4 separate regions of the Homo sapiens genome follow, and all the other regions are linked to region 3. Evidence: chromatin loops called from intact Hi-C (ENCODE). Cell type or tissue: B cell. All regions are shown on one strand. Each heading gives the region's core, and the rest is flanking DNA. Links, peaks and the distances in the headings are about the cores only. Region 1 has its middle 41 kb from the start of CXXC5-AS1. Region 2 overlaps NRG2 (neuregulin 2). Region 3 has its middle 15 kb from the start of CXXC5. Region 4 overlaps NRG2 (neuregulin 2).

Evidence for each region. A loop is a pair of places that touch in the nucleus more often than their neighbours do. Peaks named below come from ENCODE experiments on the same cell type or tissue, not always from the same donor. Only the 100,000 strongest peaks of a DNase experiment are listed, where the experiment ranks them.
Region 1: it touches region 3 in a loop (22-fold over the local background); 105 of 110 quality-filtered maps call a loop at or near these places.
Region 2: it touches region 3 in a loop (19-fold over the local background); 8 of 110 quality-filtered maps call a loop at or near these places.
Region 4: a loop joins it to region 3, with 8 times the contacts of the local background. A loop is called at or near these places in 12 of 110 quality-filtered maps.

The regions. Positions count from the first base shown.
Region 1 is chr5:139,686,653-139,693,958 of GRCh38, forward strand. No RefSeq gene overlaps it. Among named protein-coding and RNA genes, the nearest start is that of CXXC5-AS1, 41 kb to the left of the region's middle. RefSeq lists a silencer at 3,221-3,330. In B cell, for the core only: a CTCF peak has its summit at 3,579; DNase peaks (open chromatin) are centred at 1,889, 2,295, 2,589 and 3,569; H3K4me3 peaks cover 433 bases; H3K27ac peaks cover 1,975 bases.
Region 2 is chr5:139,861,328-139,868,633 of GRCh38, forward strand. NRG2 (neuregulin 2) reads right to left here. Exons shown (of 10, transcript NM_004883.3): 5 at 4,222-4,298. Among named protein-coding and RNA genes, the nearest start is that of PSD2, 69 kb to the left of the region's middle. In B cell, for the core only: CTCF peaks have their summits at 2,936 (motif pointing left) and 3,136; a DNase peak (open chromatin) is centred at 2,934; H3K27me3 peaks cover 605 bases.
Region 3 is chr5:139,630,007-139,637,312 of GRCh38, forward strand. No RefSeq gene overlaps it. Among named protein-coding and RNA genes, the nearest start is that of CXXC5, 15 kb to the right of the region's middle. RefSeq lists an enhancer at 3,318-3,612, a cis regulatory region at 5,647-6,482 and silencers at 6,292-6,511, 6,958-7,252. In B cell, for the core only: CTCF peaks have their summits at 3,482 (motif pointing right) and 3,682; DNase peaks (open chromatin) are centred at 3,475, 4,352, 4,854 and 5,057; H3K4me3 peaks cover 322 bases; H3K27ac peaks cover 3,937 bases.
Region 4 is chr5:139,964,998-139,972,303 of GRCh38, forward strand. All of the region lies in intron 1 of NRG2 (neuregulin 2), which reads right to left. Among named protein-coding and RNA genes, the nearest start is that of NRG2, 75 kb to the right of the region's middle. RefSeq lists an enhancer at 4,070-4,119. In B cell, for the core only: CTCF peaks have their summits at 3,948 (motif pointing left) and 4,162; a DNase peak (open chromatin) is centred at 3,954; H3K27me3 peaks cover 2,494 bases.

The DNA of each region.
Region 1 (7,306 bases), core at 1,109-6,108, 57 kb after region 3:
TGGGTGGTTCAATAAGTGTGTGACTTTGTGTCTGTGTGGCCATCATGGATGTGGGCTGGGACTGACCAGGGATTGTGTGTGTGTGATGTCTCCGTGTGACTATAGTGTGACCCTGTGATGCTGCCTGCATAACCCTGGGTGTGTGGTCATGGCTTTGTGTCAGTGTGCACCTGTGATCCTCTCAGTGTTGCTGACACTATTGCCTTGTGTGTCTGCCTCCAGCACTTCCTGGGTCTCCGCCCTGAAAGCCTCTCTAGGGAGAGAGTGGGGGATCTGACAGCCCCTCTCACCTGCAGCCTGTGCCCTCGCATGGCCCTGAGGCCCAGTCTGGATGGGGGAGCTGGCGTGGGGGCAGCAGGCGCAGTTCCCACGGCCGCTGCGGCCCCTCTCCCAGCCCCATCACCACCGGCTTCAACTCCACAGAATATCCTGGCAACCCCGGCCTCTTTGTTCTCTGAGGCCGCCAAAGGCCTCCCCCAACCCCAGCCTGCCCAGCGCCTGCCAGGCGCCCCCTCCCCCGACAGCAGCCAGTCTTGGCCTGACCTAGTCTCTAGCTGCCTTTATCCCCCACCCAGACTGAGGCGCCTGTCCCATGCCCTGGACCTGACTCAGGACTCCAGACGAGGCCTTTGACCCTCTGCTCTGAGCTTGCTGTGGTTGCGCTGTGCAGGAAGAAGGAAGAAGGATAGGTCCTGTGGCTGTACTGGGTGATTGTGGGCCAGGAGCTGGGCTGTCTATACGAGTACTTCCCCTTGGCCCAAGGCTGGTTGGAGGCCCAGGGTTGGTTTCAGTTTGTCCAGTAAGTTTACTTCTTTGGCCCCCAAAAGTCATCAGGACAGAAATTATTACCCATTTTATTGGTAAGAAACTGAAGCCTAGAGAGGGTATGTGACTTCCCCTATAGCAAGAGCAAGATGGTAGCAGGGACCTGATTAGAACCCAGGCTCCTGGCTACCTTGAGAGAAAAATCAGGTACCTCCAAAAGAATGGAAAGGGGGCCTGGGAGTCTGGACACATGGGTCCCTGCTTATTTCTTGGTCACCATGTGTCAAAGCCGTGTGTGTGTGTATGTGTGTGTCCTTGCTAGATGACCTTGGCCAGGTGCCCTTACCTCTCTGTGTTCCAAGAAAGAAGGACAACATAGCCAGGGGTTGTGGGGTGGTGAGCTTGACAGGGTGCTTTGCAGAGCCAAAGGTCACCTCACAGTTAGTAGTGCCAAGACCCACGCCATCTCCAACAGGCACAGATTCTGGCTCGGGGCCCCAGCCACCATTCCCAGGCTCAGCCCAGCTTTGTACTGCCACAAAAAAGGAGGCAGCGATGGCTACATGGCTCGGCTGTAGTCAAGGCCACTTGGGTCTGACTTGATTGCAGCACAGGCTCCCACCGCCTCCCAGGTGCCAGAGATGGATGGATGGAGGTCACTGCACAGCCTGGCCCCAAGCCCCCCCCCCGCCCACCCGCAGCCCTGGGCTGACCAGCCACTGCTGAAGACAGTCAGCCAGGGTTAGGGGAGGGACAGGCAGCCACCAGCATGGTAATAACCCAGACCTTGGCCCTAACATCCTGCAGGCATGGCACAGAGAGGCCCAGCTGTCCCCTAGGGTCACACAGCCCTGCAGGGAGTCCTGTCCCCAGAGGCCCACATCTCCCTTGAGGGCTGTTCCTGCCATGCAGGAGTAGAGAATGGCTGGAGAGGGTGGTGGAGGTGCAGGAGGGTCCCCTGAGGCTGCCGGCCAGGCTGCCAGTGCAGACACTTTCATCTCTTTCTGCCTGTCGACCTGCCATCTCTCAGTGGCATTAAATTCCCCTCCTGCCGGAGAACAAGGGCTGCCTCAGATTCCAAGCAGCAGGGTGTGAAGATAGGGCGGGCCCAGAGGAGGTGAGCCGGGTCCTCCAGGGCTCCAGGCCTGGGTGCAAAGCGGCTGGACTCTCGGGGCACAGCTGAGGGGTCCAGGTGGCCGCCTACCGCAGCCTCCCAGTGCTTCGTCAGATGCTGCTTCGTTTCCTGTTGCCATCTCCCACCTGTATGATGCCTTCCTCCCGCCTTCGGAGCTTTCTTGTCCCTTGCAAGCTGGGTCAAGTGTCCCTTGCCCCCCGCCCCCCACCCCCAGCCCATCACAACACTGGTCATTCTTGGTGACATCACCTGGCCTCAGGGCTATGGTCTGCAGCTCAGTAAGGGCAGCGCTGGCACCCAACACATGGAAGGGGTAGGAAACATCTGTGGGCTGAGGAAACACATTCTCTCCTCTTTCTGGACATTATTTTTCTCTCACGCATTTCCAGCCTAACTGGGGAGCTGTCCACAGGTAAGGGAAACTTACTACAAAGAGCCTCCTTTCTCCAGTCCCTGGAGCCTCCATACCCCTTGGCTAGAGACCTTAAACAAGATCCTTCTGCTTCAAGGCATAGAGCCTGTGGCCTGTGCACCAGGGACTGGGCCATTCCATTGCACTGACACACTCACAGCAACCTATGAGGGGGGCTTTAGGCGGTTCTCTCCATTTGACAGATAAGAAAGTTAAGGCTCAGAGAGGTAGCGAGACATACAAGGTCACACAACCAGGTTCGTCTGCTTTCGGAAGCTAGCCCTTAAGCACCTGGCCATGCTGCAGGCTTTGGCTGGAAGGACCCCCTCCCCCATCCCACAAGCTGCCTGTGATCGTGCCCAGATGTGGGATTAGGGTTGAGTATTACTTACTTCCTTAAACTTGTCTGCACTTCTTTTTGTTTTTTGTTTTTTTTTTTTTACCTTTGCTATTCAAATTGGAATACCGAATTTATTAATACATTTATTTAAGTTATTTAACCAAATGTTCTCAAGCCCAGAAAGGTCTGGAAACAAAGGGCACAGTATGGAGCGAGGATAGGGGATTAGGGGGTAACCTAGGATCACCGCCCCCTCCCCTGCAATGACAGGGCGTGGGTATTTCGGGGGCCCGAAGTGGGTACAGCCTGAATCCACAAAGGCTCCTGCCCACCGCTCCCCCTGGTGTCTTCCCACCAGGCTCCCAGCCCCTCTTCCAGCTTTGAGGCCTGCCCGGGAGGGGCACCCCCTGTGGCTGTTTTGGCTCTGCAGCAGTGGGTCCACAGGCAGCTGCTGGGAGTCTTGGGGAGCGGCTGCAAGGGTGAGGGCGAGCAGTGGCCGCTGCCGTTGATAAGGCGACGGAAGCCTCAGGAGCGAGGACGCAGTGAAGCCATGGAAACACGGCTGAGGTGTGAGGCTGGCTCAGCCGCTTCCCCCAGGTGGCCACCTCCCAGGCCTGGCGGGGCCCCGCGAGACAGGTCCTGCCACTGGCTGCCTCGCTCCCTGCCCTCCTGGGGGCCAGGTCTGGGCTGCTGACTGGGCTAGCTTGGTGTCACCCAGCCATCTCCCCAGGGCCAGGCTGGGGTCAACCCTGGGTCTGAGTAGGGAGGGCTGAGGACAGTGGCAGGGGCCTTCTGAGTTCTCAGGCCCCAAAGCCCCCTTAGCCTGGTCAATCCCTCCCCTTCTACCACCTACTCCTTTCCTATAAATATGTGTGCATTATTTACCTTAAGCATTTTGATAAATCATAATAGCAGAGACATCTGCTGTCAAAACTGCAAACTGCATTTGGGGCTCAGCTGGTGAACGATGAGGGCTAGAGGCCAGGGATATAAGGGCTCTGATGGCCTGGGGGAAAAAATAGGGATGACCCCACCCCTCATCCAGGGCTGGGCCTTGAAGGGGACCCAGGCCCCATCCTTTGGGACCCCTCCTCACCAGCCACTTAATCACAAAACCCTCCCAAGGAAGCTATCCACCACGCCCCAACTGTGTTCCCTCCTTCCTGCCTCCCTCTGCCTCAGAATTAATGCAGCAGTGACAGCGGCTGAGAAGTCCCCCAGAGCGGAGATTAACTCCCAGGGCAGCGCGGGCGGGGTTGGCCATGGGAGGCTTGGGGGTGGGGGGTCTGACGCACAGGCCTGGCAAGATTAATCACCCTGCAGCCGGCCTCATCACGAGGGCGCCCAGAGCTCCGGGCCCCCACCTCGAGGAGGGGTGCTGGGTCGAATGTCAGGAGTCTGCTCTGCCTCCCGCAGCCCTCATGGCCCCCAGTCCAACTCGTGGGAGGATTCTGGGAGCTGAGTTTCCTTCTCTTCCATTTTGCTGGCCCTCAGGGACCCTAAGGACCGAGCAGCAATCCCGTGGTCTCATTCCCTCCCCCAGTTTCTGGCCTGGCTCAGCAGCCCTGCAATGGGGGAGGCTCTGACCCTTGCCTCCCTGCCTACTTCTTGCTGTCCCCACTGGCCCCGCTCCCATGGCTCCCCGAGACTGCCAGTTCCCTAACATAGAGCTAGAGGTGGGGGCCACTGAAAGAGGTCCCTGGACCTGCTGTATTTATTTGGGGGACTCAAAGAGATGTGTGATGGATCCGATGGCTCTGGACCTGCTATCCAGCCAGCCCTCTTGAACTGTCCTGGGGGGCTTGTGGAGATGGTGGAGAGAGATACAGAGTGAGTGGGCAGATACAGATGAGGCTACTGGGTGATAAAGCACTGGGGTCAGTACCTGGGAACTGGCCTTTGTCAGCCAGTCACTCACTTAGAAAGTCTTTGAGGGGTTGCAGCAAGTGGAATTGAGCTTAGACATGAGAATAAGGTTCCCCAGGCAGGTGGGACCTAAGAGAGGCTGAGCTGTTTTGCACAGAAGACTTCTAAGGTCAGAGTTGGCCTTGACTCTGTAAGTGAGAGCTGGAGTACCCTCTTCTACGCACCCACTGCCCTAAGTGCTCCCATCACAATCCTGCTGGGGTCACACTGGGTGAACTCACCTGTTCACTTGCTGATCTTCTGAACTAGAAGGAGCACTCCTGGAGGGAGGGGCTTGTCTGCCTGGCAAATGCCAAATGCTCAATAATGTTGAATCAATGGATGAATTGGAGGAGGACATGGGTTGGCCTGTTGTATATGAGGGGCTGGGGAAAGAACTGTTAGGTCTGAGCTTGGGGAGCCCAGCTGCAGGGCCACAGGCTGGCGAGTGCCAAGAGGAGGCCCCAAGAAGTTCCAAGAGAAAAGGGGTTCTGGAGCCAGGCACCAAGTGGACATTCACAGGCTATGTGACCTACAAAGGCTTTCCTTTCTGGGCCTTAGTTTACTCATCAGCAAGTAACATTGCTTTTCAGATATCCTATGAAGGTGGAATGAGAAATCCTGTGTGAGGTCCCTGTGAGCTCTCTAGCCTTGTACCCCTTGGTAGGCAAGAGATTTGAATGCATGGGAAGAGCCAAGAAGGCTTCTTGGAGGAGGTGAGTGAAGCTGAGCCTCGAAGTACCATGCTGCCTATCTAGGAGGCTTGGAGACTGGTACTTCTGGGGCAGTGAGGAGACCACACTGGAGAGAGCCCAGGGAACGATGGGCCAATCTCAAGATCCAAGGCAAATGGGTATATTTTGTCTTGGGGACAGTGGGAGCCAATGATGGTTCTGGAACCTTTGGCCTTTAGGCTTTGGAGGGGCTAACATGTATCTGGAGTGAAGCCTTTAGTCAATCTGGGTATGTGGGGCAACTTCCCAACCCCACTCTGGGGCCCTGAGACTGAGGTAGGAAGTCAGCTGGAGGCTGATTCCTGACATATCTCCTTCCAGAGGAACCAAAACATATCCCATGTTAAAAAGTGGAGGGCTGGGCCGGGCACGGTGGCTCATGCATGTATCCCAGCACTTTGGGAGGCCAAGGTGGGCAGATCACCTGATGTCAAGAGTTCTTGACCAGCCGGCCAACATGATGAAACCCCATCTCTACTGAAAATACAAAACTTAGCCAGGCGTGCTAGTGCACGCCTGTAATCCCAGCTACTCAGGAGTCTGAGGCAAGAGAATCTCTTGAACCCAGGAGATGGAGGTTGCAGTGAGCCGAGATCATGCCACTGCACTCCAGCCTGGGCGACAGAGCAAGACTCTGTCTCAAAAATAAAGTGAGGGGCTAGGCTTGATCACAAGTAATCTGTTAGTGTGGGGGCCTTGAATACTCATTACAGGATGGGGAATCCAAGTCACAGAATGGCCAGGCCGGTCAGAGAGCTTCGGGACCCACACCCTTCCTGGAGGTGGGGATAAGGGGACATCTGGCCTCATGCCTAGCCTAGAAGCAGCAGAGTCCTGGGCTGGGAGGCAGGGGGATAGGATTTCCATCCAAGCCCTACCCATAGCTGGATTCATGATCACATGACCAAAGGCATAGCCAGCCCTTCCTGAGCCTAGCTTTCCCAATTAGTGCAATGGACCTTCCAGTATCAATCAGCCACGGTTCTAGACCTTTTCTGGGGGTCCAAGACTCAGGAGGGAGCTGCAATTTGGGGGTCCTTCACTCTAGCCCCTCCCCCACCCACATGCTGGGCCCCTTCCCTTCTCCTGCTCTTCCACCCATACTCCCCTCACCCCTGACCCTGCGGCCAGTAGCCTCTGCTGCTGTCATCCGTTGTCATGGGAACCTTGCAGCGCTGACCTGATGCAGGCGAGAGCTGGCCTGGAGCTCCTAGCAAGGGAAGCTGAGGTTAGCAGGGGGCAGATGGGGGCACCTGTCCCTGCCAGCTTAGCTGGGTGCTGACACACTCCCAAGGGAATGGGGCATTGAAAGGACGGCCTGGATGGGTGTGGGCAGGGGTGCAGGGGGTCAGGGCCTGACTGCCCCCAGTCATTGGGGTGCCTGCTCCTTTTCAGACCCACCCCCACCCAACCCGGCTCCAGGCTGCTGGTGGGAGGGAGGGGTGGTGGGGACCTTCCCATTTCCCTCACTGTCGATGGGAGCTCAGAGCCCTGAGCTCAGCTCATTCTCGAGACTAAAAATACTAGGGAGGCAGCAGCAGCAGCTCCCCCAACACCCTGTCCACTGCCGCCCCACTCCCAGTAATAGACACACACACATACACACACCAAGCCCAGCCTGGACCAGATACCAAGGTGCTACTTAACCATACTGTGCCGTGGTCCATGGAGATTCCCAAAGTCCTGGCCCTGTGTGAGACCCAGATCTGGGGTCAACTTCCACCTCTGACCCCAATTTGCCATGTGATTGTGGGGTAGTCCTCTGGCTTCTCTGGGCCTGGTTTCCCCTTTTTTTGTGTACTAAGGGAGCTACATGGAAGAGGGGAGGCTCAGGAATGGAGTAGAGGGTCAGGGCCTTAGCTGCCCCATCTCATTTAATTACTGGAGCAGTCCTGACAGCTCCCTGAAGTATGTATTGAGTCAGAATCTGCTTTTCCTAGATGAGTACACTGAGGCCAGAGATGGTGGCTCAAGGGATGCTACTCCAGGCCTTTGAGCTCCAGGTGGCCCTCTCC
Region 2 (7,306 bases), core at 784-5,783, 230 kb after region 3:
GCACGTGGCAATCCGCAGGAAGTCCTGCGCATTATCCATCCCTGGACCTCTCATCTACTTCCTGATAGGGATTCCAGAAGGTTCTGCATTTGGAAAAGGGCGGGAGAGCAGCATGGCTCCGAGCCAGGGACTGTGATGGCTCTGACTAAAGAGGCTTGAGGAAGATCCTGGGGCTTCAACCCCCCAGTTCCATGCAGAGACCACACCAATGAAGCATTCATTACTCCCAGCTTTTCCAGACACAAGCCATTCTTGTACTGCTATTAAATCCCAGGTTGGGGAGTGACCTTGACGTTTTGGTTTCTTTGCATTCCCACTCTGACTGCTTGGAGGCAGGAAAAAGTTGCCGTAAGTACAGTTTGTCCACTCCTCTCCAGGGTGTCCCAGGGCTGGTCAGGCGTGCTGAGTAGACAGTACAAACTTGACAATTCTCAAAGAACCCTGGCGCACCTCTCACTGAGTAGTTAATGCTGTGGCCCAGGGACCCTTCAGGCAGCTGGAGAGCTCACATTGTTTGGCTATCCAGCCATGCTGCCCTGAGAGAACAGCCCAGCTTGACCACAACACCTGGGACGCAAAGAGGATTGGGTTCATAGAGCTGGTCTGGGCCCCACTTTCCGACGAGGTGGTTGTATTAGATGAGGCAGCTGGGGCCCAGTGATGCTAGGACACTTTCCCAAGGTCACACAGCAAATTAGGAGGCAGAAGGGAGACTGGAGGCCAGACCCTTTGGTCCCTTGGTGCTAAGCCATGGCTTTCCTGCCCACTGAGTTTCTGGGCAGGCCTGGCTGGGTATTCCTGAGGACAATGACCAGCTGGAGAAGTGAGCAGGGCTCCCAAAGCCCTTTAAGCGTTTTCTTCTGCATCACTCCTCTGGGAACCGAATAGTAGCAGCTGCAGCTTCTAGGGCTCCTAACTGGCCTCCTCTTTGAGTCAAAGGCCAGTACTGTTTAGAGTGGTGGCTGGCATGATTGGTGGGGTCACTGAGGGCCTGGCCAGTCACTGGGTAGGCAGCTTTCTCACTGGGAAGCATGGGTTGGAACATGAGGGGCCTATGGCTGTGTCCGCCCCAGCAAAGACAAGACCTTCCCACTCATTATGTTCATTGGCTGCCACTCAGCCAGGGTGGAGTGGCACCACTGAGTCACCGGAAGGTCCTATTAACCAGAAATTTGCATGTTGACCAGTAACCATGGCAACCTGATGCTGGACTCCCAACAGGGCTGTGCTTACCAGACAATATGCAAATTCTTCATCCTGGACATGTCCCATGCCATACAGTCATAGGCTGCCTGGACAAGGAGGCAGTGATGTGTACAGATGTGAGCATGAGCTCCTGTGTTTGCACTTGTGTGTGCAGGTGTGAGCACATGCTCATGGGTTTGCTCATGTGTGCAGGTATGTAAGAACATGATTGTGTGTTTGTGCATGTATGAGCCCATGCTCATGCGTTTGTGCTTGTGTGTACAAGTATGTGTGCTCTTTTACATGGGGACATAAAGATGGACAAGCTTTGACCCGTGGGGAATGGAGGGGCTGTTTGTGGAAGAAAGAAAAGCTTCAATGTGCTATTGCAGTCACAGGCTCTTTCTTTGATCTCTGCAAAAGATAACCTGGTCTAGATGCTATCTGGGCAGGTTGGACACTTTGCTCAGGATGTGCTGGGAGTCAGCCTCTAGGGGGCTGATGCTGCCCTGCCCCCGCATACCAGTTGTAGCTGGGAGAGGTACTAAATTGTGCTCCAATCACAATGGCAGGCTCTCTGCTAAGCCCTTCTTATGCAGCACTTCATTTCATCCTCACAGTAACCCCACAGGCATAAATGTCATCATCCCCATTTTACAGATGAGAAAACAAATTGAGAAGTTAAAGAGGCCCCAGAGCTAGTAAGCTCAGCAGCTGGCATTTTTACTGAGGTCTCTTTGAATCCGAAGCCTGAACACTTAAGCCAGCACTTTACACTACCTTTTCAGTAATTATCTGCTAGAGCAGTACATGAAGTGCTCTCTGGGAAAGTGCTTGAAGAGCATAAATCCTTTACGAAAAGGTAACAGTCAAGCTACTGAAGACACTAGGCAGAAGGGCCTGGACTGCCTTTGCAGGCTCTTTTCTGGGCTCCCGGGGCCCTGCTGACCTTCCTAGCAGATCTAGGCTGAAAGCTGAAGCAGCCCAGCTGGCAGAGAGGCCTTGGATAGCGGCCCGGTTCCGGAGGCTCTGCTGCTCTGATTCAGGACAGGCTGGGACTCGCCATCCAGGACAGTCTCACAAGCCCGGGAGGCTCTCTGCCGAGAGGAATATTGCCCCACTGTCTCTTGCCCCTGGCCCCCAGCTCTGCCTAGGCTCTGCCTTCTCTTGAGGTCCCTCCTGCTCTACAGTCCTGCACTCAGGGCTGGATATGACTCTGAAATGATTGCAGAGCCTGCGTTCTAGAGAATTCTGTTGGGCCACATGTCCTGCCCACAGGCTCTGCCCTTCCTCCTTGGCCTCCCACACTCTATTAAGATAGTTGACCATCTGGGCCAAGCAGCTCCCATCCCCCAGGGGTCTCTATGCCCCTGTGGGGTTGGGGTGGGGAGTAACTTGCTGGACTTTTGTGCTGTGGTCTGAGGAGTACTGGGAAGGATCATTTCTCCACCCTGAGACCTAAATCCCCAAACCCCTTTTCTCCAAGGCTACCTACATGGTCCCCTGGATCCCACCTTTAGCACCTCCCAGAGTTCTACCTCCCAGTATCCAGTGCCATGTGGACACTTGGTTCCACACTCCTCATGGGGCCCAGCTGTCCTCCCTGGAGAAGAGGAGGTCGGGGGGCACGCAGGGGCCTAGCCTGCTCTGCAGGATGGGATGGGTAACTGGGGACAGGCCTTGCAAGCCAGCGGACCCCTGGTCCTCAAGCAGAATCAATGGCCGGCCAGAGGCTTTTTGTTCTGCTCCACCTCCACCTGGTGGTGCTGGAAGGAACTGCTCTCAGGCCCCAAATAAAAGCACTCCATAATTATGGCTGGGTCCTTGGGCCTCGGGGCTCACTTTTCTTTCTTTCTTCTCCTTCTTCTTCTTCTTTTTTTTTTTTTTTTGCAAACTGTGCAAAAGGGAAAGCTCCAACCTCATAAGTTGAAGAAAGGAAGGGAATAAAATCCTAGATGGGAGGATTCAGACCACAGAGGTGCTGAGAGAGTCACCAGTTACCCCTCAATTCCTCATTTCCTCAACTTTTTAGCATCTCCAGCACCAACCCCCGCCCCCTCTCCCACCATCCTGTAGCCACATAAATATCTCTGGTATTCATGGAAATCATTGCCCTGGGTCCTGCTCTCCCTTAATTCCCCTTCCTTCCCTCTACCCCATTTCCAAACCCTCAAAACAAACAAACTCTGGCCAGACTGGAAAATGGGCTTTCTGAGAACTTTTTTTCTCTCTCAAACACGTCGGCACACACACACACACACACACACTCACTGCCAGACCCTTTGGTACCCTCAGGCAGCCTTCGGAGCAGGGGAGGGCTCTGCAAATGCTTCCTCCCATTCTGGCCAGGCTGCCCGACCCCAGAAGTTGGGAGGAGGCCTGGGTGTGGCCCTGGCTGCTGCAGAGAGAACTTGGCATTACTGTGCCCAGGAGGTACAGCCCACATGTGGAGGTGGGGGTGCCGGGGGTGTTTCCGTCTCCTCTAAGGAGCGCAGGACACCCTCTACATCTCCCCCTAGTCTTGCTAAGCAAGGCCCCATCCCTCCCCAGGGGGAGACTGTCAGTCACCAGGGAAGAGAAGAAATAGAAGAAAGAGACATACTGGAGAAGTTGACCATTGCGAACTGCTGACACCTGTCCCCGGTGTATCCCACAGGACACCTACCAAAAGAAAGAAAACCAGAAAGAGAGAGCCAGGATAGCAAGACACAGGCATTGCAACACCCCGGCACGGGCTCCTGCCAATGCCAGCTGGGTTCCTTGCCACCGTTACCATTTGTATTGGCCTTGCCACTCTGCCCCTTACCTGCAGCCCTGAACTTTAAACCCAAGGATTAGGCCAAAAATGAAAACAAAGCAAAACAAAACAAAACAAAAAGAACTAACAAACCAAAATACAAAAAAGAAAAGAGAAACAAAACAAAACAGCCAAAGATCAAAACAACCAACACCCCTGGCCCTATGCCCTACATTGGGGGGACTGCACCCAGAAGCTTTCTAAGGAGCAGGGACTTGTGTTTGTATCTTCAAACATACTTTGCTTAGGATCTGGCATGTACAATCGCAAAGGCAGTTTCTCCAAACATCTCTGTCCGAAGAATCCATTTGGACATCTGGAGAAGGAAAAGGGGAAAAATCACAGAACAAACTGGCATCATCCGCGAGGCTAAGGTTAGAAATCAAAGTGCACAGTGATGAATGAGAAAAACCAAGTCAGGCACTTGGGGTCATACTTGTAGCTGAAGGGACTGGAGTCAGGGCTGGGTGGAGGGCTCTGAAATCTCCTTAAAAATCTGTCTCATAGATGTGGCTCCATGGGTGGTGGGGAAGGTGGGGTGGGTCAGGGGGAGGATGATTTAGGTAAGTGGGGTGAGGGAAGATGGGAAATTGTCCTACTGGTCATTGAGACTTTCCTTCTTACCTGCCTGGTGCCCCATGAAGCAAGCACTGTGGCCTCTTGGTGCCAGGCAGTCAGTCAGCTGGCAGGGATCTGGGAGCCTTAAGGAATACCAAGTTCTTGGGAGCTACTCCTCCCAGGACCGACTGAAGGATTCTCTCCTGGGCCCTGGGCAGGTTTTCTCATCCAAGAAACAGCCCCCAGGAAACTCAGATAACTCGGGAATGCTGTTCCCAGACTGTGTATGTCTTTGACAAAAGTGACCTAAGAGATGTTTTATCTGTTCTTTCAAAGAGGGTTCTGTGGCCAAATCAATGTAGGAAATACATTCTCAGGGTGCCTTGTAGAGTTGCAGTGTACCTTCACCTATGAAAGACTATGAAAGTTTCATAGGAGGAAATAGCTGAACTTTCCATGTAAGTTCTCAAATTTATTTGTGTTTCAAATTTACTTCACCATGGATGTTGTTTTTTGAGGAACCCTTGTGGTAGAACATGGTTTGGAATAGGCTGCCCCAGTGTGATGTACATGGGAAAAGCTTAGTAGGGAAATGGGAAGTTGGAGAGGAGCTGGAATTATCAGCATCCCAAAGTGGGCCTTCCTGATACCAGGTGCAGGGAATCTGGCCTCAGGTAGCAAGGACCACAAAAGGGATTGGAGCAGGCTCGCTGGGGGACCCTGGAAGCCTGGTCCACATCAAGGTCCTAGTGGCAGCCAGCCTGCGAAACTCTTCCATTTCCCCATGACCTGTTTCTCCATCACTGCCTGGACCTGCCCTGGATCTCATTCTCTGATCTTGCCTTGCTTACAGCTCTAAAGCACCCCCCACTCAATCTCCCTGACCTTGTCTCTACCCACAGGGTACACGTTCTTCTGCTCTCTGGCTGCCAGCCCTCTCCTCAAGCGAATCTCAGATTTCTTGCAGAAGTCTTGCAAATTTCTGGAGGACATGCCCAGCCCTGTACTCTCTTCTGAACCCCGGCAAGGCTGGATACCTAAGGAGAAGCTTACAGGGAGGGCTAGACCCCTTCCCCACATCTCCCTACTCAGAGATGGGTCTATATTGCCTCTGCATCTTCTTCCTTAGGAAATTAGCTAAGTTCATCACCAGTGTCCCCCTCAATAATAGGCTACTGTTCAAAATTAATCAATGTAAACTTCCTCAAGAGGCAAGTGTACTCTATTTCTTAGCATTGCAGTATATAGCAACTGTCAGGAAGCCACTTAGGCTTACAGTAAGTGGCAGCCATTGGTTGTGACAGATACTCATGAACACCCTGTGACCTCAAATCTGGAGGAGTGGGGAATGGGAGTGGTAGTTGAGCAGAGGGCTAGAGTTTCTCTGGGCCTTGATGGCATCTCCCCCAGGGGAGGCAGGAGGTTTGTCCTGTAGTGGTAGGAGTGTGTGTGTGGGTATGCCTGGCTAATTGGGGGGTGGTGGAGGGCTGGGAAGTGTATCAGGGAAGTGGCATGGGTGGGAAGAGGGTACATGGTCGTCTTACTGAACAGGGTGGTTTGGAGGAGGAGACTGCCATCAGCCCCCTTGTCAACACATCCTTCTCTGATCCCTGGCCCTCGTCCCTATTCATCCCAGCTCAGGTAAATGGAGGTAGTGGCTAAGGCTTCCCAACCAGCTCAAGCTCTTCTTCCTTAGCTCTTGGAAACTGATGTCCACTTGTGATGGGGACTAGAGAGGGAGAAGTGATTTTCAAACATAAGTGCCTTTGGGAGTGGAGGATGAAGACCCAGGAAGTTGCCAAATGACTCTTGGATTCCACAAAGGAACAAGAAAGAGACAGATGTGTCTGTGTCCAATGTCTGAGATCAGCCCAGCTCTTGGAGGAAGGGAAACCTGTGTGTGTGTGTGTGTGTGTGTGTGTGTGTGTGTATGAGTGTGTGTGTGTGTGTGTGTGTGTGTGTGTGTGTGACAGAGAGAGAGAGAAAATGGGGGAGTACAGGGGCAGGAGGGGCAAGGGGAAATTTATTTCCATTGCTGACAAGCAGGGCTGCTGTCCCAAGACCCTTGGAGAACAATGATAACAATGATAACTCCATACATCCCTGTGGCCCTTATCTCACACCCAGCCTGGACTATCCTGACTACAGACTTACATCTTTCATGGCCGCTGAGTTGCACAACATTATGGTCCTAACCTTCCTTCCTTGAGAAAATGTGCTCCCCGCTGGCTGAACAAAACAAAAGGCACTGGGGAGGGGCACAGTGGGGGTGGTGGAAGGCTGACAGCTACTGCTGTTCTTTGGGGTGCTAGCTCCTTCAGGGACCTCCTGGACACTCCTATGTCTCTCCTTAGTCCTGTTTGCTGAGGATGAGTCACATTCAGGAGACTGGGGCTTCCCTAGAGAAGGCTTTGGGGGTGAGCTGGGCCTATAGCCTCTCTAACCTGCACCTAATACCAGGGTAAGAGAGTATGGGGTACATTAGCCTATCAACCAGGTTGGGAGTCTGAACTCAGCATTGGGGGCTGGGTGGTGGTTGGTGGTTTCCACTGAAACTGGGATTGACCCTCTGATTTTCAGGGGGCACAGAGGACAGATTAGAAGGAGCAGCGGGTAACAGCCTTCCCAGCCTTTCCCACCAGGTCATCAGTTATGACTCTGGGGAAGGTCTGTCCCCAGGGCTGGAGAAGAGCAGGGTGAGAGAGGGGCAGAGAGGAGAGCCCACGGGCTGCATCTGGGGTGACAGAGAGGTCAGGACCTCTGCCT
Region 3 (7,306 bases), core at 728-5,727:
GGTAAGTTTTGAAGAGGAGAACTCTCAGCTGGGCCCTGTGGCTCATGCCTGTAATCCCAGCATTTTGGGATGCCAAGGTGGGCGGATCACCTGAGGTCAGGAGTTCAAGACCAGCCTGACCAACATGGAGGAACCTCGTGTCTACTAAAAACACAAAATTAGCCGGGCATGGTGGCACATGTCTGTAATCCCAGCTACTCAGGAGGCTGAGGCAGGAGAATCGCTTGAATCCGGGAGGCGGAGGTTGTGGTGAGCCGAGATCGCGCCATTGCACTCCAGCCTGGGCGACAAGAGCAAAACTCAGTCTTAAAAAAAAAACAAAAAAAACTCTCTTCTCATTCCCAGGTCTTCAGGATTATAAACACATCTTTCCTTCCTTCCAAATCAGGAGTAAGCATTTTTATTACTCCTACAGAAAACTGTAACTAGTGTTAGGAATCCATCTCCTTTTGATTTCCTCATTTTCCCTTTATGAAACACTATTTCAAGTGATGGGTTATTTTGGTGAGTGATGTTAGGCAGGAGAAAGCAGGTTTGTTTTTTGTTGTTGTTGTTTGGAGACAGAGTCTCACTGTCGCCCAGGTTGGAGTGTAGTGGTGCGATCTTGGCTCACTGCAACCTCCACCTCCCAAGTTTAAGTGATTTTCCTGCCTCAGCCTCCTGAGTAGCTGAGATTATAGGCACATGCCACCCACGCCTGGCTAATTTTTGTATTTTTAGTAGAGACGGTTTCACCATGTTGTCCAGGCTGGTCTTGAACTCCTGACTTCAGGTGATCTGCCCACCTTGGCCTCCCAAAGTGCTGGGATTACAGGCATGAGCCACCACACCCAGCCAAGAAAGCAGATTTTTAATATGAAAATAACTGAAGGTAGCAAACTATTTGCACTATACATCCAGCAAGAGGAAATAGACTTCCTTTGGGGCACTCCTGGAGCTAGTCCCTTCTATTTTCCTTTTCTTCCCTTCCTTTCCCTTTCTTTCTCTTCCTTTCCCTCCCTTCCCCTGCCCTTTGCCTGCCTGCCTGCCTGCCTCCCTCCCTCCTTCCCCACTTTCCTTTTTCTTTCTTTACTTTCCTTCTTTCTCTTTTTCTTTCTCTCTTTTCTCTTTTTTTGTGTGTGGTTTTTTTTTTTTTTTTTTTTTTTTTTTTGAGAGAGGGTCTCACTTTTTTGCCCAGGCTAGAATGCAGTGGTGCAAACATGGCTCACTGCAGCCTCACACTCCTGAGCTCAAGCAGTCCACCCACCTCGGCCTCCCAAAGTGCTGGGATTACAGGCATGAGCCACCTCGCCCAGCCTATTTTCTTTTATATTGTGCATGCACTTAGATGAAAACTGGCTTTCTCCATCCCACAAAAACCTTCTTTAAGTGTTTCCCTGGCACTATAACCTTTTTTAATCAGGACTGGTATAAGTGGTTGATATTCAGGCCCCTCAGTATATTTCCAGACCAATTTCTCAGATGGGCTTAGAAATAGGGAAATGAGACGGGATCACATTGTCAGGGTTACTATTCATGAAGCAATTCCTTCATTGCTGGCATATTTTACCTTAGTCAATGTAAGGAGAAAAGCTCAATGGTTAGGACTAAGTAAGCCTTTAAGGCCTTTGTCCTCTGGCTGAATGTATAATACAATCACCAACCAGCTTTGCTCTTTCTATGTCTACTCCTGGTCTGGGTAAGGCAAAGGCAGACATTTTTGTGATGAGCAGTCACTTTTCATTAAATTAAACTATTTGTGGATCTTTATCTGATCAGAGACACAGCGTAATCTGCCTCTTAGCAGATGTAAAACTATATGAATACCTTAGTGCCAAGACAGCAGCTTAATAGTTTTCCTTGATTGAGTGGTGGTTTGTGTGTTTGTTCTTAACGTCCTGTGTAAGTTGTTATTGGTAGAATGGTTTTTTCCAGAGCTGAGGAGCCTGATTGCCCAACATTGTACTCTGAAAGCAAATGGTTGATCCCATTTGGAAAAGCCAAGAAGAGGCCATTGAGTGTCCAGCCCAGGCCTCCTGTGACTGCTGTACAGGAAAGAGCAGCAGCAGCCTTGGTGAATGTACCATGTTCCTTTCCCAACTTCTAAGGATGCGAGGAGTGACAACTGCCATTTTCCCAGGCACACCTCTCCCTGCCCTGAGCCACTTGTTCTCAATTCTGTTTAAACTTCCTTTTTGGTACTTAAAAATCTTAAATCTTAAAAAGATGTCACCCTTCCCTAAACTTTAGAGCCTCTGGAAAATGTGAGTGGGGAGGGTTTGGTTTTTTGAGTTAAAACCTAGTCTTCAAATTGCCAGCTTTCCTTGGGTTTAAAGTTCTCCATAGAAAATGAGATTGCTTTAGAAGCTCCAAAGCTCCTGGGCCCTCTGACTTGGAGGTTTCTAGAAACAACCCACAAATACAATCTGACATTTGGGACGCAGAGCCAGCACCATCTTGGGTAAGAGAAGTGTTCCATGTTTGAGGTAGTTGGCAAATGCTAAGCTACCTATGTGGTGACAGTTGTCTGGAGCTTTTCCCATCTGATTAAGGGGCAATACTGATTTGGTCGTTGTGGGCAGTTTCTCCTCCTAGCCAGCATCACTGCCATCTTGGAAGGTGTGGCTACCTGTCATGTGTTGCACAGAGAGTCGAGGGGAGCTGGCCTCGTTTGAGAGGGCACCTGAGACTTTCAGTCACCTGCTGCAGAGTGACAGAAGGAACAAGGGAAACCAAGGCTTTCCCAAACTTGCCAGAGAAGGTGAGCTTTTTGGAAGGATGGTTCCAAGTGACCTCAGCTTAGTCCTCCTTTGGAGGAAACAAGGCAAGTTGGGGAGGCTCTGGTGCATAACAAGTTATAGGGCAGGTACTGTTTCCTGGATTCAACCTCCAAGCTTCATAAAAAGGCAGTTCCAGCCAGGCGTGGTGGCTCACGCCTGTAATCCCAGCACTTTGGGAGGCCGAGGTAGGTGGATCACCTGAGGTCAGGAGTTCAAGACCAGCCTGAGCAACATGGAGAAACCCCGTCTCTACTAAAAATACAAAATTAGCCAGGCGTGGTGGTGCATGCCTGTAATCCCAGATACTTGGGAGGCTGAGGCAGGAAAATCTCTTGAACCGGGGATGTGGAGGTTGCAGTGAACCGAGATCCGAGATCGCGCCATTGCATCCAGCCTGGGCAACAAGAGAGAAACTCTGACTCAAAAAAAAAAAAAAAGGGCGGGGGGCACTTCCTTTTGAAGTTTCAGATGTATATTGGAGGGAGCAGAATTCCTTTGTGATTTCTTCCTTAATACATTGTGTCCCTGAGGTGGTCCCTGTTCTTCCTGTCTCCTGTCAGCCCCCTGGCTCAGAGGACGGCTGAATGGAGTTGCATTTCAGTGCCCACAGATGGAGGTGATGACTGAAGTGTGTTTGCTTATGTGGGGAGTGAGATGATGGCTTTGGTGTCTGAGTGGATGCTAGTGCCTTGAGTGGCCAGCAGAGGGCAGTGGTGACCCATAGCTGTGACAACCGTGAGGCGTGTGGTCAGTGAATCTGCATGGGCACAACCTGAGAGGGGCTTTTGTTGGAGTGGGGAGATTCTTTCGGACTTAAGCTTTGTGCGTGGTATATCCAGAATCAGATGGGCCAGTGCCAAGTTCAGTCAGGTTCTCAGCCTTACAGTGAAGGAAAAGGTTAGTGACTTGTATTTCAGCCCAAAGCCTACTGGAAGTGTCAAGCTGCCAGCTCCCCTCTGCCCTCCCCGTTGCTATGGCAGCCATGTCTCTGTGTGTGAATAGGTGAACCAGGCTCCAGGTTAGGACCTCTGCCCACCTAGCTCCAGGTTACATGCAGGAAAAGATCTGTCTATTGCTGCATGTGAACAAGGAGATCCCATATTTCTAGCAGGTCACAGAGGCAGCAGTCCATTATCACTTGCCTGCCCACCTACCCTGGGCAACCAGCACATGGCTCCTTAGACCTTGAAGATGGAGGCCTGGGGACAGAAGGAGCAGAGTTGGGGGCTAGTGATAGGGCCTGGGAAATGTTCTTGTCTGTTTCAAGTTTATCTTGTATTTTGGGGCCCTGGTCTCCTCAGTCTTCCAGCCCAACAGGTGTGAGCGTCCAGGGCCACCACCCGGAAGCCAGCTGCCTCTTCATGGGGAAATCTTTGAAATTCAAGGCTTGGCCATCTGGATATGCAAATGTTCCAGATTTGCTGAGCCCACCAAGTGGCTGAGCCCCCCATGCCTGGGGCCTGTCAGCCACATTCTCCATGGCTCCCTCCTTCTAACAGGGACAGGGGCAGGCAGGGAATCTAAATTCCCAGGTCAAGGAGTTTATTTGGGAGCCCCAGGCAGGGCTGTGAGAATTAGCTACCACTGCCCCTAGATGGGGAAAGCTGCCTGGGTGCTGTTGGTACCTAGAACCTAAGCTTTTGCCTACTGATAGACTCTAAGGAGAACGGTGTATTGAGAGCTCCACGAGTCCTGCTGTAGTGCCTAATCATGTGAGGGATTTTGCTGGATCCAAAGGAATCTCAACTAAGAAAGTTTCTGGAATAAGGAGGGAAGCCTTGGGTCTAGCCTCGCTAGAGGGTGGGAGCTACCTGCAGGGAAAGCTGCTGACTTCCTATTATGTCAAACCCAGGCAAATAACTGGAGCTTAGGCAGTTGGCCCCCAGAATTGCTTATTCTCCCCCAGGCCTCCCTCTGGGGCTGGTTTTCTGGCTGTAGCAGGAGGTATGTGTTCTCTGAGTGGGAAAGGAGTGGGGTCAGGGTCAGGGCGGAAACCCGGGAATTTAGATTCCCTGCCTGTCCCTGTCCCTGTTAGAAGGAGGGAGCCATGGAGAATGTGGCTGACAGGCCCCAGGCATGGGAGAGCTTAGGCCAGCCTGTATGTGTGTGTGCAGAAGGGGACTGCACATGTGTTCAGGAGCTTGAGAGTGAGAATTGTGAGCATGTACACTCCTTAGTGTTTATGCATCAGGGTGTGATGCATAAACACGAAGGCTCTGTAGCCTTTGAAGAACAGGATCAGATCTGGGTTTGAATCACAAGACCATGGGTTTTCAGTTGGGCAATAAACTTATCTGTCTTTTGCTTTGATTTTCTCATCTAGAAAACGGGCACTTGGTCACCAGCCTGACCCATAGGCAATGCTTGGTGGAAAATGACCTTATCAAATTAAAGGGTTGTGACCGTGGGTGCTTATGGTTCAGGGAGGTAGGCCTGGACAGTGAGACATCTTTCTTGGATTCCTGTACATGCTAGAGGTTTGCCCTCCTTTGAGCTGGGCTAGCTCCTGGGACATCCAGGGACCTGGGGAAGACTGGCTGGGCCCTTTTGCAGCCTATGGCTCACATGCCCACTTGTTAAGGCCTGCAAGAGTGTGCCCACAAACAGGGTGAGCAGGCAGAATAATGGCCATGGCTAGCCAGACTGTGTGTCCTTGCCCAGTGTCTGTCTGTCCTTCCCCTTACCTTGGGGGACAAAAGGGAATCCAGTTGTCCTGCCTGGTGAATAAAAGCCTGGGGTTGGGGGAGGATTTGCCTCCAGCCACGGAGGAGGGGTATGCTGTGGAAGGAGGCCAGATCTCCCCCAGCTGTTTCCCAGCTCTGTTTGAAGGGGAAGGGAGAGGGATAAATGACTGGGTGATTGTGGCACCTACAGCCAGCATCTTTCCTCTCCACATTCTAGGTCACAGGCCCACACCTCTCTCCCTAGTCAAAGAGAGCCTCTGTGAGGGGGTTGAAGGGTGTCTTGGATCTGTGGGCAGGACTTGGGATCTGGGCACAGAGAGGTTGGGGAATTAACAAAGGTCACACAGCCAGGCAAAACTAGGGAATGTGGGGAGTCATTCTAGACAGGACCTTTAGGGGGAGCTCCCTGGCTACAAGAGATTTCCTGGAAGCCCTTGGGTGGGCCCAGGCCTGAACTGAGGAAGTGAGGGCTACAGCCCAGCTGGCCTTGCACTGGAACCACAGGAGTGGCCTTTAAGGGTGTGCTGAAGGACTGATGAATCTTGGCCCTGTTCCCACACACATGCACCACTGGGAATGGGAGTGGGGAGATTGCTGAGCTCTGGGGCCAGCCCTGTTTCCTGCTTTGGATTTGGAATGGGGAGAGCCTTTCTGGGGACTGAAACTGGTGCTTCAGCTTCTCTAGGGGGAAATGGAGAAATGGAAAGGGGGACTGACAAGGGATAGTCCTTAAGGAGTTTATTTGGGAGGCTCTGGGTCCCTTTGTAACTAGGTGGGTGACCTTTAGGAGGGAAGTGCTTTGTGTTCTACAGCTTTCTGAGAGTGGCAGGAAATGGGGCCAGTAGCAGTGCACACTAGTTGGGTTGCACCTGGTGAGAGATTAGGGGTGGTTTCCCCACCAAGGTCTCTGAGCCAGAGCTTTCAGCTGCATGAGCACAGCCTGCTCCCCCTGTGGAGGGGATTCTGGGGTGGGTGTGGTTGTATACTGGGGGAAGTGAGAATGTGGCCTCTCTGTGGGTGAGTGCAGCACCGTGAATTGTGTTTGTAACACTTGAGTTGTGTTTCCCAGGTGTATGTGATGGCAGAACTAGTTTTGCTGCTGGGGTGAATCAGGTTCCTGGAAGGGACTGGACTAACATGGAGAGAATGATGCTAAGTAGTTACAGTCATTATTATATACACATGACTTAGTAGTATAGAACCATTAGCAATGACCAAGACCACCTGTGTGTCGAGTGCTTACCATGTGCCTGGTGCTGTGCTAAGCACCTCACCTGCAGTGGCTCATTTAGTCCTGTCAGAACCCTGCAAGTTCATGCTGGTTTGCCTGGTGTTTGTTTATTGTGCCATGTTGGGTGGGGTATAATTTTATTCAAGTTGGAAGATGCAAAACAGCTTTATCCCTCTCTTAGTTACTGGGGTGCAACTTATGGCAGCATTTGCCCCTGTCATATTCTATACTTGGGCTCCTGGTCCCATCCTTTTGCCAGTATGGGCACCATTGTGTTGTACAACGTAGAGACCTAATTTGACAATGTTCTTTGAGGTAGTGGTGATGGATGATATGACTATATGACTTTTTTGCTTTGTTGTGTGACTGTTGTGCACCCAAAGTATGTAACTCCCTACTGCTGTGTGGTTGAGACCAGCTACTATATGACTCATTTTGTGTCCCGGTGATATTGTAGGTGTCTAGTGTAGGGACATCTGTTGTGGTATGGTGAACTGGTTGTGAATAGTGTGACTGTATGTTGTATCATTAGGTGTGTCTGACCCTGTTGTGTCCTGTTCTGACTTGTGTCAGAGACTGTTGTGGTGTCACTCCGTGTGGTGAGCGTGCCTCCTTTGTGGTGTGGGTGGCCT
Region 4 (7,306 bases), core at 1,492-6,491, 340 kb after region 3:
GAAACAAAGGTGTCTTGATGCACGGGCACTAGGATTTTTTGTTGGTGGCAGTAGACACATCAGCACTGCCCCAGGGCAAGAACCCTACCACCACCTTGTTAACCCCTCATGGTCAGGCTAGCTCTCCAGCTTCCCACCTGGCTCCACGACAGCAACCTCCTCCCACCCTAGGCACAGTTGTCACATGCTCTAAGACTTCTAAGAGCCTGCGTGAATGGTCCAGAGTGGAACTACGTGGGGGAGATGGGTGGAGCCAGACAGCTCACTATGTTCCAGGGTGGGTCAGGGGACAGTACCCCAGAGGGACACCCCGACTCTCTCAACTCCTCCCAAACCAAAGCCTCAGGTTTTCCAAGAAGGCAAACAGCTGCTCAGAGAAAGCAGCCCAAACCAGCACAATTGCCAACAGAGCTTGAGGCAAGGCATTCCCCAGCCCCAGACCAGGCCAAACAGCAGAGCGACGCAGTCCTCCTGAACAGGGATGGCAGCAGCAGCCCCAGCTGCCAGCAGGAGGCCGTGGCTTTCATGCCACCACACAGCAGTGCTGCTGATGCTCCAATGTATAACAGGGCCTGAATATTCACCCAATCAGGCCCCTGGACAGAGGGACTCTGACACTTCTGCTGATGAATCCTGGCCCTCCTGAAGGCCTTCCTATGAGCAGCAAAGCACAGGGCTATACTTTCTGCCAAGATATATCTCCTTCCCAGTCTGGTAGAGACCGTCACCCCAATTGCAGACAGTGCTAAAAGGAAGAGCTGTCAGGAGTGCTCACTAGTACAACTCTTGCCAAGGTCAGGATGTGACTGTGAGGTAAAGCCAGCAGAGGTATGGATGTGGGGCTCACAGCCTTTGCAGAGGGAGAGGTGTGCTAGCCAGGGGGAGAGGGGATTGTGGGCAAGGTCCCTCCTACCAGTCTCTCATATTGCCCTATATCAGCCTATTCATTTTCTTCCTAGGACTTTTCACAATTTCTAATTTTTTTTTTATATTTGCTTACTTATTATTTGTTTCCTCCACTAGGCTATAAGCCCCATGAGTTTAGGGACCATGTCTCGCTTATTTACTATGGTATCCCCAGTGTCAGTGTGGTGCCTGGCACATAGCAGGGACTCAGTAATATTTACTGAACCAATGAATGGTCTCTGTCCAGAGAACCTCGGTGCACTATGCTCCATTGCCAACGAAACACAGGAGTGATGCACCTAAACACCCAGAGAATCCAGATCAGAGATGGCAGGAAGTTCTTCAAGGAAGGCCCACCAGCTCTCCCACCCATGCATTCATACCACATTGTACAAGTCTAATCTGAGCACTTACGCGACAGGTACTGCACTGGAATGTGAGGATCCCTCCACGAAACAAATAAACAAAACCACTGGCCCCTTCCCTTACGGAGGTATGACTTTGGTAAGGAAGGGATATTAAGAAACAAATGACTACAATTCAGTCTGACAAGCACCATCAGAGGTAAGATCAGAGGACCCACCCTACTCTTGGGAGCTGGGAAGCTTTCCCAGAGGAGGGACATTCTAAGATGAGCTCTTAGGGGTGGTGTGAACTAGCAGCAAAGACTGGAGGAGGAAAGAGGGAAGAAAAGAAGATTTCACAAAAAGAGGTTAGTATATGCAAGAGTTTAGAAATGAGAGCATATGCGACTTAAAAAAGGAGAAAAGGGAAGTTTGGCATGGTCAGGGGTGATGAGGAGAGGCTGAGAGAGAGAGTTGGAAATGCAAGCAGGAGGACCTGGAGGGCCTGGGAAACTGTGTGGTGAGCTGCTGATGGGCTACAAACAGAAAGGTAAAAGAATCTAAGCTTGTGATTTAGAAGCTTCCCTAAGTGCACAGAAAAGCAAGCTCAGAGCATACCTGCTCATGCAGAAGGCTAGTGAGGCTTCTCCTATCTCTAATGGATGGGAAGGAGCTTACAGGAACTGCTCAAAAAAAGGCCTGGGAGGAAACAGGGGTCATGCAGGCCCCCAGCCTCCCCCAGTGGCTCCACATCAATAGAACTTATTTGCCCCTTGCTCCGAGATATAACACCCAGGGGATTGCAGGAGACCTGAGATGCCAGTCATGTGGGAATCACATGTGAGGAGTCTCCACACTGCATAGCCCACGGGGATAGGGTCAACGGGAGTGGCTGGAAAGGAAGAGGAGGCAATGGCCGGTGCTGGGGCCAGGGATCATGGGATTCAAGAAAGCTATTTAGAGTCAACCTCATGCCTAGATTATAAGGACCTTCACTCCAGGGACTATTACCTTGTATCCCACTCAGCCCTGGGTACAAGGTAGATGTCCAACAAGTACTCCTCTTGGGCAGAGGAATAGAAAACCCACTCAGACATTCTCAGGACACACATACCTCCTCCGCAACAGAGTCTCCGTACTGAAGGACAAGTGTCCTTTTCCTCTTTCCTCATCCTGCAGCCCAACAAAGGCCACAGGTGGCCAAATGTACCAGACAACAAAAGCTGATGAAGACGCTGCTGCCGTGCACAAGGTGGGCCCACGAGAGGGCAGTTGGTGGCCAGGTGGGAAGAAAAGCAGAGACACTTCTAAGGAGAGGCTGGTAACTGAAGATCCCTCAGATGCAAGGCCTCATCAGAGATGTAGAATGCCTGGGCTCTAGTCAGAGCCCTCAAGACTCCTTTAACCTTGGGTCTTGATTTTCTTACCTATGAAAGGAGAACAGGGCCGGGCACAATGGCTCTTGCCTGTAATCCTAGCACTCTGGGAGGCCGAGGCGGGTGGGAGATCGAGACCATTCTGGCCAACATGGTGAAACCCCATCTCTATTGAAAATACAAAAATTAGCCAGGCGTGGTGGCGGGCGCCTGTAGTCCCAGCTACTCAGGAGGCTGAGGCAGGAGAATCCCTTGAATCTGGGAGGCAGAGGTTGCAGTGAGCTGAGATCGCACCACTGCACTCCAGCCTGGGCAACAGAGCTAGACTCTGTCCCAAAAAATAAAACATAAAAATAAATAAATAAATAAATAAATAAATAAATAAATAAATGGAGAACAGGACTGCATGCTTACTCAAGCCCCTTCCAGAGTTTCATTCCAGGGGGAGGAGGCCATGCTGACCCCCAAGGCCTCTGAGGGAAACAGCTTCTGCTTTCCTAGCAGGCACTGGCAGCTCAAGTCAGGCCTTCCCACTCTCCGATAGTCCCGTCCCAATGAAATACCGAGGCTGGGCCCAGAATCACCATGCCTGCCCGCCCGGCTGAGAAGGGGTGAGAAGGGAAGATGTGGAAGTGACAAGCCGGAGGCAGCTGATGAGGCCGACCACAGAAAGAACGGGCCTCCGTGGTGGGCCCGGAGCTGAGAGGGCCTGCGTGAGGGTAGGGCGCAGAAGGCCAGAACCCGGAGCCTCAAGGGGGCCTAGTTTAGGAGCAGGGCAGGATTGGAACATCCTCCCTATAGAGAAGAGGCCTGTAGACCAGAATTTTTTCTGACTCTGCAAGCCTGGACTTCATCTTGTTTGTGTGAGGCGAGGAACCTGGTCGATCCTCGCCAAAGGGGATGGGTCAGAGAGACAGCAGCACCTTCCTCCACGCCTGCAGGGGACTGGAAGGAGGAAGGAGGGCTGGGAAGGGCAGAGGGGTAGCTCCTGAGCGGCAGCGCCAGCTGTCCACACTGGGAGCTCTCCGTTCGGCGGCCTTTCACTGAGGGCTGGCTCCCAACAGGCTGTGTTCTGGACACTACTCCAACAAGCAACGGCATATTATTGGACAGGCTGCCCAGGACTCAGCAAGCCCAGCAAGAACCCAGCTCCATCACCCGCACAGGGCAGCAGAGGCATCCGCTGGTCCTCACTGGGGAAGGCAGCAGACCTTTCCAAAGCCCCTACAGCTTTCCTCCCAGCCTCAGCCCAGGAGGAGAGGGCACTCCGAGGCCGGTGCAGGAGCTGAGACGCAGCCTGCCCTGCCACCTGGTGGAGAGATGAGGAAGGTGCGCGGGTCCGCGTTCAGGCAGGTAATGCCCCGCCACCTGGTGGAAAGCTGCCGGCAGAGGGTTCCGGCGCTTGCAATCAGCCCAGCCGCGTGGCAGCCCACAGTCCTAGCCTAGAACATGAAGGATATAGTGTTCTAGGGCTCAGAGGCCTTGCCATATTCTTCTGACCCAAGAAGCAGACTCTGGCCCTGAGCCAGTGCTAGGAAAGGGCCATTCTAATTTAACCCGCCAAGATTAAGGCCAACATATCTGGCTTTTAATAACTTGTTATGACTCTGACACAGTTTCCTGAAGCTTTTCTGAAGCAAGTTCTAGATTTGGCAAAAGGAAATAAGAAATAATAGCTATCTTGAAATATCTATAGGGCTGTTATCTGGAAGAAAGACTAAATTTATTTTGTGTAGCTCAGAGGGACAGACATAAGGCTAACAGGTAAAAGTCAAGGCAAAGCAGATTCTGCCTCCATGAAAGGAGCGTTTCTACCAATTAGAGCTGACCTCACTGGCAGCCTTCAAAAGGAGTGAGTTATCAGGCAACAGGTGCGTTCAAGCAAGGCAGGATCTCTAGTTTGGCAGACATGTTAGAGGGACAGTTTTTGTACAGGGATCTTAGTGTCTCCTGCAATGCTGAGATGCCACACCAGCTTATCCCTGTCTCCTTACCTTCCTTTACCAATGTTTATTGAATCAACTCTATGCTCAGCTCCAGAGATTTCAGAGACAAATAAGACACAACTCTTGCCCTCAAGTATTTTAGAGTTTAGTGGAGTAGTGAGCCCTCTAGCTTCTAGTTCCACCCCAAATAATAGATGATGACCTTTGGCTTACACTGCATTCACCTCTCAAACAGGAAGGGCAAGGGAAACACTATGTGCCTTTCCCGTCCTTACTGGAACAATTCCATGCCTCCCATTGACATATGAACTTAAATAATATTGCAAATGGAGTGTGCTATCATCGCCTAAGAATAATATAAATAAAGCAATAAAAACAATGAATGTCATTTTACTATGTGCCAGGCATTGTGCCCCTCACTTTACAAGTATTATTTTTACTTCATTGTGCTGGCAAAAGTTCAAAGACAAACCGAATAACCTTTAGAAGTCCCTAAAGGGCTATACAGAAAAAAGATGTCTGACTATTCTCCACATTCTCCAATTCATGCCACAGGATAATGGTTTTGTATTACAAGAAGGCCTAAGATAGCTATAAAATAGAACATTCTGGGAACAAGATGGTCCAAAACACTGGAGTAAAACATCAACCAAGATGGTGGTGTTTCCTTCTTTAGAGCACTTGAACAACAACCTGGATATTCATTTGGTTCTAAGGATAAAAGGAAAGGAGTAGAGAAAATGAACTGGTCTGGCCAATGGATAAGGTCTGGGTACAGGATCAGAGCTTTCAAGTCAGGTTGATAAAACCTCACATGATAAGGAGGTAGGCTTCATAGGACCACCAAGACTAGAGCAACATCCCCACCTCCACTGGAGGGGCCCTCAAGAGTGAGCCACTAGAAGATGCAGGCAAGGCTAATTTGGGCTGACTACTTGGCTTCTAAGTTCTACCCTGCACTCTGACCCTCTGTGTCCACCACTCCCACCAACATCCTTTATCCCTCCATGTTTCTCTCTAACTATTCCAGCCCTGCTATCCCCTGATGAGCTTATCTCCTTTTTCAGGGTACCTCTGGGACCATCTTCTCCTCTAGCATGCAACCTGTGCATGAAAGACCAGAGAGCAAAGAAGAGAAGAAGTGGCCTGTGGTAGGAAGCAGTGGGAAGGCAGGAAAGCTGAGAGAGTGCTCATGACTGGGATATAACCCCAAGTGCTAAAAATCAGACAGAAAAGGCAGTGCTAATCTTTACATTCCACCAAAGTAGAATGTGTAAAACCTGCTGGGAATCCTTAGTTAGCACTATCCATGAAACCTTTCCAAACATGCGTTTGCTTCAGACTTGAAAATGAGGCCAGTCTCCATAACCAGTTTTTCTTTTTTTTTTATTTTTTCCCCTTGAGCTTTGAAAGTTAATGAATCTCCATCCTTCTTAGAAGGGAACACAGTGACAACACCACCATCCTGGAGACTATCCTGTTTGCTCAACCTCAGTTTCCCCAACATGGGGAGAAAAGAAGCAGATCTAGCTCTGCCTCTGGGCCATAGTAAAGGACTACCTCAGTCAGATGCATTCAGCCAGCCCAGAGACCAAGCTGATGACACATGTAGGCCCTTAAAGTTTCCCTGAGAGCCCCCAGGGTTGGCATCAATTTCATTTTAACACCCTAGCTCCTCCACGATCACTCTGCCTGTGTCAGCTTTGATTCATGGGCCTATTTTCCACTAGACGGTAAGTCATCTTCCTGGCATCCAAACAGCTGGGGTTGGAGTAGGGAAAGAACTAGGTAGGCATTTGCTTTGCAACACATCTGTCCTTAGGGGGCAGCCAACAAGGAGTTGATTGTGCCCACCATTCTTCACCCAAACTCCTTTCACAATGGCAAGGAATTGCGGGGAGGAGCTGTGGCCCAGACCCAGAAGGAAATTAAATGGCCTCAAAATAGGTCAAACATGCCTTTGGCCCAAACCCACAAAAGGAAAAACCAGAAGACAGCATGCTTGCCTTCCAGTTACAAAACAAATGTAAAAAAAATCAAGCATTCTCAAGTGCATGAGCAATATGCAATTAGAAAATATAATGAAAATACCATCCCATTAGTAATATCAATAAAACATACAATGATAGGACTAAAGTTAGTAAGAAACGTGCAGGATCTATCAATAGAAAATTATGCTCTAGCTCTATTAAAGGAAACAAACAAACAAAAAGGAATAAATGAAAGTAAAAATGTAGTACTTTACAACATATCTCCCCAAGGTAACCTCTACATTTAACAGCATTCCAAACTAAAAAACCCAAGGGCATAATTGATTCTCAAATTTATCTAGAAGAATAAACGTAGAATAGCCAAGAAAAATACTGATAAAGAAGAACAAAAAAAGAGAACGTGCACTGCCAGATACGAAAATGTATTATAAAGCTACAATAATTTTAAAAATGATGTTCAGGTACCAGAATAGATCAATCAGTGGAACATAATATAAAGCCAAGAAACAATTGCAGGTGTTGAACAAAGGCTTTATTAACAGGACCAGTGCGTATATAAAATGTAATATTATAGATACATGTAGAATGTTAAGTGACATTTTGTATTAAAACAAAAAGAATGGACTGTCCAACAATGATACTGGAATAACAAGTTAACTAAAATTTTAAAACACTAGGCCTATAATACACAAAAATAAATTATAGATGGTTAAGAGACCTAAATGTTAAATAAAACACTAGGA